2 separate regions of the Homo sapiens genome follow, and region 1 is linked to region 2. A link is a contact called in ENCODE Hi-C or POLR2A ChIA-PET data. All regions are on one chromosome and are shown on one strand. Each heading gives the region's core, a stretch centred on a gene start or an enhancer-like site at or near the end of the contact. The rest is flanking DNA. Distances are from core to core; before and after follow the strand shown.

What was found. Hi-C counts contacts between places; a loop is a spot of excess contacts on that map. ChIA-PET counts read pairs that join two places held with the same protein, here RNA polymerase II (POLR2A). Pooled maps may share reads with other maps.
Region 1: a pooled map shows a loop between it and region 2 (2.7-fold over the local background). The contact joins the enhancer-like site here to the promoter of LINC01235 in region 2. A Hi-C loop is called at or near these places in 1 of 168 maps with a recorded cell type or tissue (posterior vena cava) and 2 of 50 pooled maps. POLR2A ChIA-PET finds 5 or more read pairs at or near these places in 3 of 52 experiments (HCT116, activated CD4-positive, alpha-beta T cell and activated T-cell).

Annotation. Positions count from the first base shown.
Region 1 is chr9:14,209,731-14,216,403 of GRCh38, forward strand. The region is part of intron 2 of NFIB (nuclear factor I B); the gene reads right to left. Among named protein-coding and RNA genes, the nearest start is that of NFIB, 100 kb to the right of the region's middle. Within about 2 kb of position 2,506, at least 5 of the 41 ENCODE cell types and tissues checked have a DNase peak (open chromatin) inside an H3K27ac peak, as active enhancers do.
Region 2 is chr9:13,429,370-13,436,170 of GRCh38, forward strand. It overlaps LINC01235 (long intergenic non-protein coding RNA 1235), which reads right to left and starts at 1,960. Exons shown (of 3, transcript NR_033863.1): 1 at 1,834-1,960.

The DNA of each region.
Region 1 (6,673 bases), core at 1,256-3,755, 780 kb after region 2:
TTAAAAGTGGAGGGAAAAGAGCAGAGGACTACAAGTTTGGAAGATCTATTTATTTTGCTAATAGGCTGTCACACTGCCTCTGGGTAAACTTGCCCACTGTGAAACCCAAAAGTACAGGATACATTTTAAATGACTAGAACTGCTTTTCCTGATTATTTTTTTTTTTCCTAAAAAAAACCTGGTTGCTTAGGCATTCACTTGGTGAGGGCTGGATCATAAATTACAAAAATGCTTTTTATTTAATACAAGAAGCAAAATTCTATCCTTTCTACGTTTTTGTTTTACATACTTGAATTAAGTCATATAAATAACTACAACAATTGGTAGCTATGTATTTGTCTCCGACTTTGCCTAACAATTTGAATTGAAGCGCTACACATCTCCCCAAAGCTTTACAATGCCATCTGTTCTCATTTTTCATGACACTACAAACATTTTCCTTTGGAAAAAGGATTCTGTATTTTGCTTCCTTTTTAGAATGAAAACTGGAAAACTTGAATGAAACTAAATATATAGAGAGGCATCCAAGTTGTACGTGTAAAGTAGTAAATGTAGAGGGTATTTAAAACATTTTTTGTGGTTAAGATCTCTACCCTTTTCATCTGTTCCACTCTAGAGATAAAAGTTCTTTTTTACTTTAAGATTTTTGCAAAAAATAATTCAAAACTTTAAAAATAACGAAAAATGAACTTAAAAAGTGATTAAAACCCTTGAGTTTGAGAACACCAAAAAAAACAGAATTGCTTTACAAATTGTTTTTGGCACTTCACTTACGAAGAAAATACGCTAAAATGTAAGTATACATACACACATGTGCACACTCACACAAACACACACCCACACCCCTCCATTAATCCCTAACCAAATATAAATAGCATCGTTAGTCAATTACTTCTGATGGTTAAAACCACAAATTGGTTACAATGATCTGTCACTTTATATGGCCAAATAATAAAACTTCAAGCAGAAGAGATGATTACTATAAGTACAATAGAAAACATCATTCACTGTTTTAATTTGTTTTGAATTTTTACTGGAAAAAAACAGAAAGAAAATTTTTAACTTTCAAATGTAAACATTCATCACTGAGTCCTAAAAAAACTTCCCATTTCAAATTTCATTTGTGTCAGTGCTAATATGTATCAAAATAGCCGCATCTCTTGTACACTGTGGATTTTCTGGGAAGTTACTCACCTTTGATTATAGGAAAGTAAAGGAAAGTCTAATTAATAGGTTGAAACCGTACTGAATTTCTGCTTCTCTGTATACATGATCATTTTTGTCTCTGTTTGGACTGAAAGCCAGATACTCAACAATCATTCCCTAAAAATTTAAAGTATTAATTACATACATGTATTTGTACAATGTTAAGTATCACTGCAACCTGGAAAAACTTGCGGTAAAATTAAAATTTTTCATTTCAAAACAACAGTGCTCTTAGCTTAATCCTCTACAATATTGTATTCAAAAATAGTTTTTCTGTGTGATTAACAGTAATATTACCTGGGCTATTTTTAAAATCTGGAATTAGAATTCAATTTTAAAAACTGCACTCAAAAAACATCCTGGATTCAGATATGAATGGACCTGGGAAGTTTCTTAAAAGAAATACATTTTATCCTAGATCGATAGTAAGAAACAGCAAGGAAATGCACAGAAACAGGATATAGGGAATACATAAATTGGGTCTACACTGGTTAAGAAACAAAGTTAAAAAAATAATTCTACTCACTTTAAAATGACACTGTGCTGAAAAATAATGAGAATAGATAAAAGCTTTGACCACTCCCATTGTCTACCTTAAAAAAATACTAGTATAGTTACTCAAGGCACGGAACTGGACAAACTGCAATTTGAATCCAGAAGACAGAATCCAGAGCCAGGGACAAAACAAGTCAAAGGAGTTGGTGACCAGGGCAATGGCCAGAAGTTTACCCGTTTATATCAGATTCTGTGCCATCCACCCTGCGGGGCCGTCTGAGCTGTGCTTCCCCAGCTGGTGGGCCCCTCCACGTCAGCCCTCTCGTAGACTCCAAAAGGAAATCAGAGTTGAACAGTATAGCATATTGTTATTAAAAGTGATTTGAGTTGTGACATGAATATTGTACTTTCAATAAAGGAGGTATACACTTTAGAAAGCTCTTCAGCCTCTAGAAAGAATAGACATTTAAAAGATTAAAGCGTTTAAAGAATGATCTCTCCACTGACCAGAATACCCACATCAAAATAATGTACCACTGGGTTTTATTGGTAGCTGCAATTTAGCCCATATGAAATGGAATATGGCCTTAGTGTTAATGCAAATACGTTGCCATTTATCATAAAATAAGTGTCATCTCTAAAGGTAACTGGACTTTCCTTAAAAATGAACCATTCTAACATGAAAGAGGCATAAATTAATAAATCCCTGAGAAAGCCTAGCCTACGGCTGTAAGGAACATCTAACTGCTTAACTGGGCAACCAAAAGACTCATACAAATAATTAGAATACTTATTTCCAATTGATGAAAGCAAAACTACTCCAATTCACATTAAGGTTGATGAGTCACATAAACCACTCACTGACTTAATTTTACTTAGAAATTGCTCATGCACTTTTGTTGCTTTCCTGGAAGGTTATACAAATGATTATATACTCATTTAATTATTAAACTGAATGATCTCCTTAAGGGCAACATTAAACATACTAAAGTACAGTACACCATGTCACAATGTGCTTAAGTATCCCTACTAAAAATAAAAATTAAAACAAGGTTAGAAAACAACTAACAACTAGGTTAAATTCAATCCAAAATATAGATTTGGGAATTTCTAATAAAATTGTCCATATTGTTTGAATGGGTTCACCACTGAGTAATAGTGTGAATAATTTAGGTAATCATCTCAAAAGGTTATAATTCCTCTGGGAAAAAAAAAAAACATGTTTAAAACTCTACACTTACAATATTTCACATAATATAATTAATAAATGTTTGCTAGATGATTGGATTTAAGTTATATGATAAAAAAATACTGCTCACACTTATAATGCTTTAAATGCTTTACAACTTACAAAACACTTTCACATAAGCCACCTTACGCTAACAACTGTGTTAGGTAGATATTACTATCCCCATTTCATAGATAAGGAAATTGAGGCTCACAGAGATTAAATGTTTTACCCAAGGTCATAGCCCTAGTAAATTCACTGCTTAGAGAATAATTAGCTTAAGTTAAGATAACAGCTACTTCCTGCTTCCCCATTCCAGTCTCAGAGACACACAAACACAATATGCATCACATATAAAATGTGATAAAATCAAAAATTATACATCAATCATGTTTATGCACTACATTATTTGCCTATTTCCATTCGTATTTTTGTAAGCGCTGTTTCTGAAAGGTAATATAGCATATAATTACACCTTTCTTTTTAAAATGCTATGATAATCTTCTCACTGCCTGGGAAGTTTCCATGGCAGAAAGACTGGGCACAGTCAGGTAACTGGTATTTCTTGATTACCATCCACCAGTAGGTTGATCTTTGGAAAGTTACTTATCTTTGGAAAGTTACCTATCCACCAGCAGGTTGATCTTTGGAAAGTTAACGCGGGCCCCCAGGTTCCTTGTTAGTCACATAAGGGATCTGTAATAAACACTTCCTAAGTCAGGTCCACCATCCATTCTCCACAGCAGTGGTTCTTAAGCTTTAACATGCACAAGAATCACCCAGAGAGCTTGTCCTAACAGAGTTTCTGGCCCATCCTCAGAGATCTGATTTAATAGGTCCAGATAGGGCCCATGAATCTGCATTTCCCAGAAGCTCACAGGTCAGACCAGTGCTGCTGGTCGTGGGACCAAACTTTGGGAACCACTGCTACACAGTAACATGGGAAACCGAAATACTTCAGAAAATGAAAGTCTGATGTAGCTTCTCTCCAGAAGCCTTCAGTGGTTTCCCCATAGCCCTTAGCATAAAGTCCAAAGTGCTAAATGAATAACAGTATGTGGACACCCAGGTCTCCACCCAGATGCATTGCTCAGGATCTCTTTCTGGGCCTTTCCTGATACCCCAAGCTGCTGGGCTGAGTTTTATGTCCCTCATCTGTGCTCTTAGGAAAATGTGTTCCCTGTGTCCTAAAACTGTAAGGAACTGTTATCACATGCTTCCTTGCCTCTGTTCTCAACATTCCAGAAGTGGTTTGTAAACATACCCCCAACTCCCACTGCTCCAAATTTAAGGGGGGAAGAGTCCCCTCATTTCACCTCACATCATTTTACTTAAGAATCGATGCCACCTTCGGGCTATGCATCAGGTCTCGTTTCCAATATTTCTAGCAGAGCCCTCCTCAACCCTTCTTTATTACTCCCCACTCTGCTCCCCAAATAGGCCACATCCTAGCCCCCCATTAATTCCCCTTCCTGAAGAAGCGACAGAGATAAGGAAAGCCCAAAGAGAGAACCTGCACTTCTCTGAGCACATCCCTGAATGAGGCACCAACTTCCCCTTCCCCACCAGCCTGCTCTTCTCCTCACAGGTCCTGAGCATGCTCAAGGATCTCAAAGCACACAGGGCCAGTGTCAGGAGCATGGACCCATGCAGTCACATAGAGCCCCACTTACGTGGTCCCCATGCTTGGCTTCATGCTCTTCTGTCACCATCTTGAAACTCTTAATTTTTGAACAAGAGGCCCACACATTAGGGAGCTGGTCCTGAAGGCAAATTATGGAACTGGATACATCTCAGCTCCTCAGCAAGCACACATTACCACATCCCATTTTCACCCACACTATCTCAGCAGCACAGCTCCCAGCAGCCTAACAGAAAAGTCACGCTTTCCTCTAAGAAACTGCCATACTTCCTTCCTTCAGAGTAAAACAAAATCATATTATGGATTGTATCATGCTTTTTACATAACTACCAGGAAACTTTTTAAACACATGATGCTAATTTAGCAGCCAACATTTTTGAACTTCATGGTCTATAAATTTGTACTGTTTCCCATATTTTCAGTCTCTGTTTCTATTTTCTTGGTCCTGACTCTCTTTTCCATTGGAAATTCATCATTTATTTTACTGAATATGAATATCCTGCTGAGAGCTGTTTATCCCACAGTCCAGTACACACAGGAAGGAGGCACACACAGTGCAGAGAGCCATCCTATACAATTGGAATTTAAAGAGATCTGACTTCATAAAGTACGTGTATACACATGCATACCTATGCTTCCATGCCCATTAAGAAAATGTGGAAACAAGAAATTTAGGCTTGGGAGCAACGGCCAAAGGAGAAACAAGGAGAAGGAAGAGATTTACTTTTCACTTTTACCTGTATATAGTATTTAATTATTTTCTGTAAGTATATTACTTATAATTTTTCAAAGTAAATAGCTCAGTAAAATGATCTTCTGTCAAGCTCAACAATTGGGTGCTTAGCAGAGCAAGAAATGGAAAAATAATGGCTAAAGCAGCTTTTACGTAATCTCCAAAGACATCAACTTTCACATCAGTTTCTCATAGACTGTCCAGCATATTGGAACCGAAGAAAAAGAGCAGGCATAAATACTCAGAACAATAAACTTGAAAAATGTAACCTCTGGTATACATTTAATGGTATTAAATGAAAAGCAGTGAAAATGAAAACCTTAAACATCTGCATATACTAAGACTATGTTAAGAAGAAACGATTATTAAAAGTTAACTAATAAATAAGTAAAAGTTTGAGTATTTGGGGGTGAAAAATTGTCAGAAAGCAAATGTGTAAAAAGATATATGGTCCTGAAAATCCTCGCTTATTCTAAATTTAAAATGCACCTTGATTCTATTGCAAAGAAAGTTGAAAGTATGTCATCAAAAAGTCATTTAAAAAAACTACTACTTAAAAAGTGATCAGATAATTTACAAAGATTATTCTCAAGAAGTCAGATAAAGATAAAGATGCCCCATTTGTTAACAGTACTTTTTGTTCTTCTGGATAATGTACTGAAAACCAGTCTAGCTTCCTATGGTATGCATAACTTCCTCTGTAATACTCCAATTGTATTACCAAAAGCAAACATTACTTTTGTTATCAAAGCAAATTTAATAAAGAATTTTCAACTATCTTGCCCACTCACTTGCTTTGTAATTCAGATAAATGACTCAACATCTCCAAGCTTCTTTCATCATCTTGTAAAAGGCAAATAGCAATCTCTCCCAAGCAGCACTGTACTGAGAATTAACTGAATTGCTTTATGTAAATTCTCAGCACGATACCTTGTTCATGGGGGGTGGGCAATAAATAGGAGGTATCATCATCATCACTCTTGGTAATGACGATAAAGCTGGTATATTTTCAATTCTATTGCATACAGTAGAATTTAAATTTAGTCAAAAATAATGTTCAATATTAAGAAATAACAGACTTCATCTTCATAACAAAAGATAGGTTGGCAATGGCTACCTTAGAAGCTACCTAATTGCCTGGTCACAATTTTTTCTTTGTGTACTTTCCTAAAATAAATTTAATGAATAACAAACTATATAAATAATTTTAACTGATAATCATGTGCAAAGAAATACAATTTGGCACTCAGGCTGAGCTTATCCCACTGGAAAGGTGTGCATTAACATGGTGGCATGTATTCGTTTTTCAAGTCACTTTACTGGCCACTATTAAGTCTCTGTGTGGATGAAGTAGAAACTAAAAAAGGTC
Region 2 (6,801 bases), core at 710-3,209:
AGATACTAGTTGTTTCCTGGCTCAAATTCTTTAGCACATATGGTGCTAGCATAAGCTTGTGCCTGTCTGCCTACTCTGGGTAATTTTGCATGCAAATAGTTTTAGTGCCTATGTTGAGGTGCTAAAACGTGTTTAGTACACTTGAAAATATTTGCATTGCAAAAGGAGAGCGAATCTCCTGAGGAAAATCAAATTGATATTTTGTATTAAGAGACCACTTTGGACACTGCGTGGTATTCTGCTAGGGAGAATTCTGTTTACAGTGCAGCTAGCATTTTTAATTGACCTTTAGAAAAGAAGGTCTGGCTTCAGCTTTGCCAGGTTTATAAACCGTTGGACCATCTTCTGGCAGCATTCACCACATTAATCAGTCAAGAGAGAAAGAGAAGGAAAGAATCTCCTTGCCTTGGCTGGACTGTAGTGTTTCATGCCTCAATTTGGTGGATTGGTAGGATAAATATGTTAATTATAATTAAAAGTTTCAGCTGGAATGTGCCTAACTAATTAGCTAACTAACTAACCAGCTAACTAAGGAAAGGCTTTAGTACAGTGGAGCGGTGGTGGGTGCTGGGTGTGAGGCCCCACACACTCTTCCATTTGCCTCACTCCCATCTGCTGCATTTATGGGAACCAGTTCGTTAAGAGTCTGAATTGAATCCAAATAAAATGCATTTCTGATGCAAGCCCGATGACTGGTGCCATTCTCCGCTGCATTATGTCAAATTAGAGTTTGTTTGGAAAAGAGGTTACAGGGATCCTACGTAAATGTCGCTTGCGCAGAACATCGATCAAATAAGAGTTATGCACAAATTTGCCATCTAATTCCTATAAATAAATTGAGCACCTCCCTCCTTGATTTTGCTCCTATTCACCATGAGTGATTAAAAAATTAGCACTCCTAATAATAAATAAAATTCAAGAGGCAAGCTAGTAAGAGGTTTGTGGAACTTTTCTTATAACAGTTATTTCAAAGTTTTTAGATAATTTTATTACAAGAACCAGTTCAGGTGTAGTATATCCCTATAAAATGAAAGTAAGTTCAAGGTCCGTAAGAGAAACAGATGATACTAGGTCTACAAGAGGAATTCAAATGTGAGACCCCTCTGTCTGCAACTCCCTCCTCTGTCGAGAAATGATGCCAGATGGAATCCTGATAACTCCCATTGTTAAAGCAGCTCTATCGCTTTCAGCCCAAGCACCATGCAAGAGTTACTACTATAGATGCTTCTATTGGCTAAAACGTGCTGCAGGATCCAGATTTTTCTGCATATTTTACTCCTTCGTGCTTAATATTCTTTCATCCCTGCCACTTCTCACAGTGTGCAAGGTGCAGTATTTTGTGTCAATGAATAGCCAGAGACAGGTAGCAGGCAAGAGCCAAAAGGAACTCATTATGAATACAAACCAGTAAGGAGGAGCTGACTTACTGTGCTACTGAAACTTTGCTTGCAATCTAGTTCCTTTAAAACAATCTTAAAAAAAAAAAAAAAAAAGCCTCCGTTGTCTGTGGGATCCTAGCACATCAATCAATCCATTAAGTAAGTAAATAAGGCAATAACTAAACAATAAATCATTTTGAATTTCACGCATGCACAAATCTTTTGATACATAAATGACAAGGTTTAGGTTCGGAGGCTACCACCTCTGTTCCAGTAGTTATCATACAAGATAAAGAGTTGTTTTTAAACTGTGGTGCATTGCTCATTCTGGTCCCCACATGATGGGGCTTCTTTCACCCCTTGGGTGGTGGTGTGTGTATGATGCACGGCCTGGGAGTTGTTTGTGTGTGTGTGTGGTGTGTAGCGGGGGCCATGCTGTTAGGGGGAAGCCTACCACACATTTCTGCCATCGCAGACGGTGGGCAAACAGCTGTCTCCACAGCTGAGACCACTGGAGCTGCTTGCGCTGCTCCAGTAACTCGAGAGCACACGGCTGGTCCCTGGATGGCACAGAGCACTGTGCCTGCAGCAAAGTGCCTGAGCTTTCCTGGGGCTGAGCGGGCGGGGTCTTTGCCACCAGACACAATAAGCATGTGAAATGGGGTTCATGAATTATTCATCCTTGGTGTCCTATGAAACAAAGAAATGATATGTTTGCTGGTAGATAACTGTGTTGTGGCATTTGTAAATCTTTTTGAATTTGGAGTTGATCATGTTTCTTGTGTTGGTGGGGAAATGTGTGTGTGTGTGTGTGTGCGTGCGTGTGTGTGCGTGTGTGTTTTTTCCCTAAAATAAAAATTTGGGAGTTCAACACAATAATCTTACAGCAAAGGTCTTCCATGAAATATTGCATGGATTATACTATTTTGGCTCATGATTTACGGATTTTAAAAATCTCATTCAGTGAAAAGGGATGTTAAAATGGTTTCACTGCAATAAACTACAGCAAGATACCAGGTTCTCAAGGAGTTTATTTTTCTCCTTAGTAGGCATCCAGCCCACTTTTGTTAATGCAAGTTTCATTACTGTGGACTAGAGAACAGTGGTGCCTTCAGCATGACACTACAGCATCGGGAGGAATGATTCTTCACTTTCACTAAAATATTAGTAAAAATGATACTTTGGCGAATTGAGCCCTAAATTGTGTTAGTGACAGTTAAATACCCACTAATTTAACACCAGTTAAACTGGCAATAAAATGACCCCCAACTGAGTTAAGCCACCATCCTATTCCTGCACAATAGCTCCAGCCCTAATGCCAGTGATCTATAAAGCCACTGGGTAGAGTTTATGCATTTGCATAACAAATATTTCTGGAGTGTTGTATAAAGTAGCTAGCTACTCAAACTTATCATAATTGTTATTTATAATTATCATCTGCATATTCCTTTCATTTATTCTTTAATATCTCAAAGAAAATAAAATGATTTAATAGTTCTTCATTATCTTTGAAACACAACCTGGTGAAACATATCATGGTAATGTTCACTGTCATCTCTTCAATAATTATCTCAGGTCTGTCTTCCAGTAGTCACTCATGCTTTCTCCATCACACTTTTTTTTTTGCAGTATCTCCTCGCAGTCTCCCTACCTTTCAGGTTGCCTGTGAAGTACTGTGTATCCATAAACCTCCCACAATCTGATATGTTTGGCAGAGAAAATCAGGGAAAAGGCACGTTGATTGTGCTGAAAGAAAAAAAACAAGCAAAAACAAAATATGGATCTGCCAATTACATGCTGGAGTGAAAATACAATTCCTTCTTGCTTTCAGGTGAGGGAGTTGGCAGGTGGGGTGTGAATTGGTAGGTAGTAGGACTTTCAGTAAAAAGAAGTGTAGCAAATGCTGTATGATGGGTGTTTTTTGGATTTTTTGTTGTTATTTGTTTCCTTAAGCCCCAATAGTGTACCAGATAGTAGACTCAAGATATATATATATATATATATATATATATATATATATATATATATGCACACACACACACACACACACACACACACACACACACGTAATGATTACCTGTCTTTACCTTGGACATGTAGGATTAATTAAGATTACAAATAAAATTATAATAGGACATAAATTGCTTCTTACCTTTTTGAAAGAAAATAGATATCCAGTGGAGGTAAATGGTAACAATGTCCTGGAACCAATGAGATAATCATTAGGCATAGAAGTGACAACCTTAAGAGGAACAAAACAGAGACAGAGCCCTAAAGGACTTAGGCAGAGTTTAATGGAAATTTTCCTGATTTCTCATTCACTGCTTGCATCACCTCTACTTCCTCCTTGTGTACTTTGTTTTAGTGTGAGACAGCGGAAGTGGCTAATAATATTTCCTCCCCTCAGCCAGGATGCTTTTTCAGCTTCAGTTGGTCATTGAAAGAGCCCATATTGCTATGATTTTCTGGAATATTATCACTTGGTCCTCCAAAATTTTGTTTTTAGTATATAGAAAAAAATCCTTTATGGGAATAACAGGCAAATTAATGTTTCTAATTATGTATATTATTCCGTTTATATATCTGAGAACTAGGGCTGGGCACGGTGACTCACGCCTGCAATCTCAGCACTTTGGGAGGCTGAGGTGGGTGGATCACTTGGGTCAGGAGTTTGAGACCAGCCTGGGCAATGTGGTGAAACCCCGTCTCTACTAAAAATACAAAAATCAGCTGGGTGCGATGGCGGGCGCCTGTAATCCCAGCTACTTGGGAGGCTGAGGCATGAGAATTGCTTGAACCCAGGAGGCAGAAGTTACAGTGAGCCAAGATCATGGCACTGCACTCCAGCCTGGGAGACAGAGTGAGACTCCATCTCAAAATAAATAAATAAATAAATAAATAAATAAATAAATAAATAAAATAAATATGTGAGAACTACAAGGACATTTAAGTAAAAGGTATTTAAGGATATATGCTATAATAGCAATCAAAGAGAAGAATCAGCAGGAAATTAATCAACAATTTATAAAATTGATAGTCTATGTACGGTTAAGAAAACCCAGGATCTTTGGATCACAGACACTTGGATTTGAATCCTGTCTGTGCTACATTTGTGCTACAATGACATTTAACCTTCCTAAATATGTGTCCTTATCTGTAAAATGGGGACAGAAATACATAGAATATTTTTTAAAAATCAGAACTAGTGATCTACTATTTGTGAAGCATGCATGGTAATCTGTAACCCTCTAAAGACGTTAAAATCACCTGGAGAGCTTTGAAAATCTGTTGATGCCCTGTTACCATCTCCGACCAATTACATTCAAGTCTCTGGGGAATGGACCTTGGCATTATAGTTTTTAAAACCTCCCCAGGTGATTCTAGTGTGCAACCAAGGATTTCAACAACTGGTGGAAAAGTCGAAAACTGAATGAACACTCAGTAAATATTTTCCAGCTTTCCTTGTCTATGTGGTATGAACATTAGCCTAATTAGGATGCAGATTTTTATTACTCAAAAAAATTCTCAAGGTCAGTTCAAATCTTCATGCCTTGAAGGTAAAGAAGATGAAACCAGGAGGTTAGTGGACTCTGGTCATATTGTTAGTGGTGGCAATAAGACTGGGATCCCAGTATTCCTTTTAGAATTTCAGAGTTGTCCTTCCTAACACACCTTTTAACAGGGAAAGAGTTCTCAGATGAGGCTAAGCTGATCTTTCCTTTTCAGCAGTATTTTATGGCAATGAGGATAAAACTAGTGTCAGAAGCGAAGGATTAAACCTTTATCATCTTCATCTTGGTCTAGTAGCATTCATTCATCGAAATTTTTGAGCAGAAAAAACAAACCTCAGCCCTGCTTCCACATGGAGGGCAATGCATATGTAATGTGGCTTCTGAAATTTGGTGTCTTAAGGCTTCTCCATCTCACTGAGGATTTCCTGTGCAATTGATATGGAAAATCTGAGTGATTTACCACAACACAGTTATGAGCCATCATACAGGTGCATTTAATTTTTAATTACTCTTAAAAATGTTTTTAATAATTAGTAGCAATAACCACTAATTGGCATATAAGCCATTCTTGCACCAGCAGGCAAACTGTAGGTTTACTTCAGCACACCCACACCCAATCAACTGAAAATTGCTTGAATGCTTATCTTATAATTACTGTGCTTAATGCTGTTTGCATTGTTTGGAAGCTTTTGTGATTAATTGATTTTTTTTTCTTTTTTTTACCTCTGAACCTGTAAATGAATGGCAAAGATTAGTCTTCTGCTCAGTGACATCTTATTTACATTGAGTTGTTAGGCACATTAAAGGGGAAAAATTATGGATTTTGTTTTTACATGCCAAGTGTATTTCCTCTGTTTATGCTATGGTTATATAGACCCCATATAGAAGTTGAAACTGCTCTTACTACCTGCATGTCTTGTGCCAACGCTATGCAGAATGGCACAATTACATTTTTAGGCCAACTATTAACCTCTACGCACCTTTATACCTTCCACTTATTTTTCTGGGTAAAGGGCAATAATTTGAGAATGCCTCTATTTAAATAGAGGCCAACATAATTCAAGTTGTTTAGTTTATTCCTTGAGCATCAATAATTGATATATATGCATGCTAGTAATTGTGCTTTTGATCTGAAAGTGGCAGTCACAATTAAGCTCAGAAACAATCATAAAATAAACGAGATTATTGGTATGCTAAGGCAATGTTTGAAATAGATGATAGATCTGCCAATGTTTTCATAGTACTAAATGGCAAATAAAATTTTATGATGACAGAGGCAAAGGATAAAAATGTGACTTTATAATTGTAGGCCATTTTATATTGGTGATGAACTAATGAAGACATGGACGTGGATATTTCTTACTCTGTTTATTCACTCACTGTAAAGTTATTGGGAATATGATGTGCCAAGGAATGTGCTAGACAATGAGGATATGGAAAAAATAAGTCATTGTGGGAAAATGTGGTCTTGGGAATTAGAAAAAGTCAGTGAGAAAATCTTGGTCCCATAACTAGTAACTGTGTCTAAGACATTAAGAAAATTAACTGATGTCTCAGAAAATAATTTTTGTCATCTGAAAAGGGAGAGTATTACCTACCTTGAAAGCTCATTGTGAAAATTAAATGAAATACTATACATAAGTATTTTGTACTTGGTTGGTGTGCAGTATTTAATGCATGCCTGCTATAGTTTTAATTAGACCAAAGAATCACAGTTCAGTGAGAGAATGCGATACACCTATCTCTTGCAGGGTTCTTTGATTGCAGGCAACAGAAACTCAGAGGATCAACTAGAACACTGGAGAATCAGGCTTGAAAACAGAGGAAGAACTAGGCATATATGTAAGGATTTGGGTACCAGGAACTTCTCAACGGTTTTGGAGGGCACTGCTGGTGTACAAATGCATTCA